2 separate regions of the Homo sapiens genome follow, and region 1 is linked to region 2. The links are chromatin loops, found by intact Hi-C in ENCODE. Cell type or tissue: PC-3. All regions are shown on one strand.

The links. A loop is a pair of places that touch in the nucleus more often than their neighbours do. Peaks named below come from ENCODE experiments on the same cell type or tissue, not always from the same donor. Only the 100,000 strongest peaks of a DNase experiment are listed, where the experiment ranks them.
Region 1: a loop joins it to region 2, with 27 times the contacts of the local background. A loop is called at or near these places in 23 of 110 quality-filtered maps.

What each region holds. Positions count from the first base shown.
Region 1 is chr9:105,156,264-105,158,763 of GRCh38, reverse strand. No RefSeq gene overlaps it. Among named protein-coding and RNA genes, the nearest start is that of SLC44A1, 87 kb to the left of the region's middle. In PC-3, a CTCF peak has its summit at 1,503 (motif pointing right); no DNase peak of the experiment used is centred here.
Region 2 is chr9:104,779,528-104,782,027 of GRCh38, reverse strand. It overlaps ABCA1 (ATP binding cassette subfamily A member 1), which reads left to right. Exons shown (of 50, transcript NM_005502.4): 50 at 1-1,022. It also overlaps a transcript of NIPSNAP3B not described here. Among named protein-coding and RNA genes, the nearest start is that of NIPSNAP3B, 17 kb to the right of the region's middle. In PC-3, a CTCF peak has its summit at 1,057 (motif pointing left); a DNase peak (open chromatin) is centred at 1,037; H3K27ac peaks cover 411 bases.

The DNA of each region.
Region 1 (2,500 bases), 380 kb before region 2:
GACTGAAACTGCTGACAGAAGCACAGAGGAGACCCCAAAGAGCCTCTAAAGAATCATAGTGGGCGGGGCACAATGGCTCATGCCTGTAATCACAGCACTTTGGGAGGCAGGCTCACGCCTGTAATCACAGCACTTTGGGAGGCAGAAGCGGGCAGATCACCTGAGATCAGGAGTTCAAGACCAGCCTGGTCAACATGGCGAAACCCCATCTCTACTAAACGTACAAAAATTCGCTGGGCATGGTGGCAGATGCTTGTAATCCCAGCTACTCGGAAGGCTGAGGCAGGAGAATCACCTGAACCTGGGAGGTGGAAGTTGCAGTGAGCCGAGATCATGCCATTGCACTCTAGCTTGGGCAACCAAGAGTGAAACTCCGCCTCAAAAAAACAAAACAAGAAAGAAAAGAAAAGAAAAGAAAACAAAAGAAAAGAAAAGAAAAAAAAGAATCACGGTGAGTCTATGTTTCTTGCATAGAACCTCTGGGGTCCCAAGTGGCCATGGAGGCCACAGTTCTACTTCCGGCCCTAGCCCCGCCCCTACCCGCCTACCCACCATCGCAATGCATGATGGGCCACCACTTCACTTGGGCCACATCCACGAGACCCGAAGCTTCTTCCAGGTGGTGTGTGGCTGCCCCGAATGCGCTTTGAGAACATCCACTCCTTCCCCAATTTATATTGGGGGAATCAATAGTTTTTGTGCCTATCACCTCGTGTAATCGCAAAGATTTGTGCATAAAAGTTATGCCAGGCCGTGCACGGTGGCTCAAGCCTGTAATCCCAGCACTTTGGGAGGCCTAGGCGAGTTGGATCACCTGGGATCAGGAGTTCCAGAGCAGTCTGACCAATATGGAGAAACCCCGTCTCTACTAAAAATATAAAAATTAGCCAGGTGTGATGATGTGCACCTGTAGTCTCAGCTACTCTGGAGGCTGAGACAGGAGAATTGCTTGAACCCAGGAGGCGGAGGTTGCAGTGAGCCAAAAGCGCGCCACTGCACTCTAGCCTGGGCGACAGAACGAGACTCTGTCTCAAAAAAAAAAAAATAAAAATAAAAATAAAAAAGTTATCCCATTTCAGGGTAAGGGGATCACTGTATTTATTCCTCTTTTTAAGTCCAGTGGAAGTTAGGGATGAAATTGCCCAATGTGAGCCATGCCTTTTTAGTCTCGTAATTTGTTTCTCCCTGGAAGTCCTTAGCAACAGGCAGGAGACAGCAAAGTTCCCAGTGCACTGTGCTGAGTGGCAGAGGGTAGACCTGGCTCCATAGGAAGTCTGTCAGCCACAGACTGAACAGCTCCGTGGCTTTTGACCATATTTGCAGTGTCTCCCAGAGTTGTGAGCAGAAGCAGAGAGAGGATGCTGTGCACCAAGCGCTTGTAGGATCAGGCTTGCCCTGGCAGTCAGGCCATGGCTCTGGTGTCCAGATGATGGAGGGCAGGCCTCTCTGCTGTTGTAGCCGGGCTAAGCAAGTATGTTAATCTTCCTTTGTCACTAGGTGGCAGAATATAATTAAGATGTCAGAATTTCTTCCATAACATTGGAAGGCGTTTCTAGTTCCTTCTTAATGACCTCCTTCATTACTTTGCAGTATTTGCTAATGCCGTTTAGGACTGAGGCAATGAAATAAAATTTCCTTCTGCAAACATTTTCTATATTTATCCAGGATTCTACTTTTTTCATTTAACTGGCTTGCCTCTTAGGGAGAAGCATCCTTAACATAAAGTACATTCTCTTCTTAATGGCTACTGTTTGGACAATCCAAACTTCTTATTTTTATGTATTATTTTGTTACTCTTTGTGGGGTAGAAATAAATACTCTCCTGTCACATGTAAAATTTCAAATAGGTTTATTATAATGCATAATGTGATAATCCATTTTATAAATTAAAAATACATGAGTCCACATTGATAATAAATAGCTTTATTGATTTTCCTAACTATAAAGGCAATAGACACTCATTTAAAAAATTCTGAAAATACAGAAAAGTATAAAAAAGAAAAAATAATAACCAGTAATCCCACTATTCAAAGAGACCAAGCAGAAGGATGATAGAGTACCCCTGAATAATTGATCTTATCAAGTTGATGAAGCATAATTCTAAAAAAAACACATGGGTAAATATATGCCTCATAAAATATAATCCTGGGCTACCTGAAGGCCTGGGTCAGCACTTAACTCTTTTTTTTTTTTTTTTTTTTTTTTTTTTTTCCAGATGGAGTCTCACTCTGTTGCCCAGGCTGGAGTGCAGTGGCATGATCTTGGCCCACTGCAACCTCTGCCTCCCGGGTTCAAGCGATTCTCCTGCCTCAGCCTCCCGAGTAGCTGGGATTACAGGCATGAGCCACCACACCCAGCTAATTTTTGTATTTTTAGTAGAGACAGAGTTTCACCACGTTGGCCAGGCTGGTCTCAAACTCCTGACCTCAGGTGATCTGCCCACCTCGGCCTCCCAAAGTGCTGGGATTATAGGCGTGAGCCACTGGGCCCCGCGAAAACT
Region 2 (2,500 bases):
GTGAACTATTTTGAAGAAAACACAACATTTTAATACAGATTGAAAGGACCTCTTCTGAAGCTAGAAACAATCTATAGTTATACATCTTCATTAATACTGTGTTACCTTTTAAAATAGTAATTTTTTACATTTTCCTGTGTAAACCTAATTGTGGTAGAAATTTTTACCAACTCTATACTCAATCAAGCAAAATTTCTGTATATTCCCTGTGGAATGTACCTATGTGAGTTTCAGAAATTCTCAAAATACGTGTTCAAAAATTTCTGCTTTTGCATCTTTGGGACACCTCAGAAAACTTATTAACAACTGTGAATATGAGAAATACAGAAGAAAATAATAAGCCCTCTATACATAAATGCCCAGCACAATTCATTGTTAAAAAACAACCAAACCTCACACTACTGTATTTCATTATCTGTACTGAAAGCAAATGCTTTGTGACTATTAAATGTTGCACATCATTCATTCACTGTATAGTAATCATTGACTAAAGCCATTTGTCTGTGTTTTCTTCTTGTGGTTGTATATATCAGGTAAAATATTTTCCAAAGAGCCATGTGTCATGTAATACTGAACCACTTTGATATTGAGACATTAATTTGTACCCTTGTTATTATCTACTAGTAATAATGTAATACTGTAGAAATATTGCTCTAATTCTTTTCAAAATTGTTGCATCCCCCTTAGAATGTTTCTATTTCCATAAGGATTTAGGTATGCTATTATCCCTTCTTATACCCTAAGATGAAGCTGTTTTTGTGCTCTTTGTTCATCATTGGCCCTCATTCCAAGCACTTTACGCTGTCTGTAATGGGATCTATTTTTGCACTGGAATATCTGAGAATTGCAAAACTAGACAAAAGTTTCACAACAGATTTCTAAGTTAAATCATTTTCATTAAAAGGAAAAAAGAAAAAAAATTTTGTATGTCAATAACTTTATATGAAGTATTAAAATGCATATTTCTATGTTGTAATATAATGAGTCACAAAATAAAGCTGTGACAGTTCTGTTGGTCTACAGAAATTTACTTTTGTGCATTTGTGGCACCACCTACTGTTGAAGGGTTATAAAGCCATTAGAAAAGTAGAGGGGAAGTGATTTGGATCAAAAGGAAAAACTTTAGAAAAGATTCAAATGTTCCCTTAATCATAAAAGAGAACTGAGGGGACTACTTGAAAATAAAAGGTTGTTTTGTATTTTCATGTTGGTTAAGATACTGAGTAACTGGTATTAAGTGTTAGAGGTTTTTAGATAAATATTCTGCTTAATGATTATGAAGCTGCACTGAGATTTCTGAAAATGCTCTGTAGCTGAGCTTATTTAATAAATGTTCACTTGGTATAGGGGAAGCTACAAAGGCAGCCTTCAGTGTCCTTTTGTTTATTCAACCAAAAATATAAGGACACAATGTAGCAGTTATACTGGGAAGGTGCTGGGGGTGGTGGCAATGGTGAGCAGGAAGGCGAAGTAGATATGGAAACAGAAATGATACTAATATCGGTGATTCCTTCCTTTTTTCCTGTAATAAGTGCTGTGCAGACAACATATGAGCAGTGCTGATAAATGTAAATGTATTTTTCATAGCTCATTAAGAATCAGTTTCAGAAAGAGATGTCTGCTTATTTTGCTACTTGAAGAATCCCTGTCAAACAGTCCTTTTGAGGAAGTACAAGAGGCTGTCTCTATTTGTGACCTCAGGAATGGCTGTGACAGTGTCGTGAGCAGTCCTTTTCCTGTGGCACAGATCTGAACTTTGTGTGCAGAAAAATCTTGGCTTCAAGTGAGCCAAGATGCCCCCTGAGCATCAGCATCACAACTTCATCCTCCTATCTTGAAGTTCATGTTATAGTGACTTTAATGAAATCATAGAACACTGTTTCTTCGTGAACAATGACGAGGGAGAGGAAAAAACTTTATTGAAAAATAAAAAGGCAGGTAATTTAGATGAAAATATGTTACCCATGAGGTTTTGTTTTTGCTTTTTGTTTTTGTTTTTGAGAAACAGAATCTCGCTCTGTCGTCCAGGCTGGAGTGCAGCGGCATGATCTTGGCTCACTGCAACCTCCGCCTCCCGGGTTCAAGCGATTCTCCTCAGCTTCCCAAGTAGCTGGTACTACAGGCATGCGCCACCACAACCAGCTAATTTTTGTATTTTTAGTAGAGATGGGGTTTCACTATACGTTGGCCAGGCTGGTCTCAAACTCCTGACCTAAGGTGATCCTTCTGCCTTGGGCTCCCAAAGTGCTGGGATTACAGGCATGAGCCACCTTGCCTGGCCCTACCCATGAGCCTTGACTAAAACATTCTTCTATCTGTAGAAAAGCCCAAAAGAACTTTTCCAGATTCAAAAAACTTGGCACTTTGTAATGGTAATGTTTACATTAAGTAAAAAAAAAAAAAAAACCCACTTAGCTTCAGTTTTCAAGTGTTTACTGTGTTGTCATGCACTTCATTTAATTCTCAACACCTGCCCTATGAGGTAAAAAGTACCATTTTA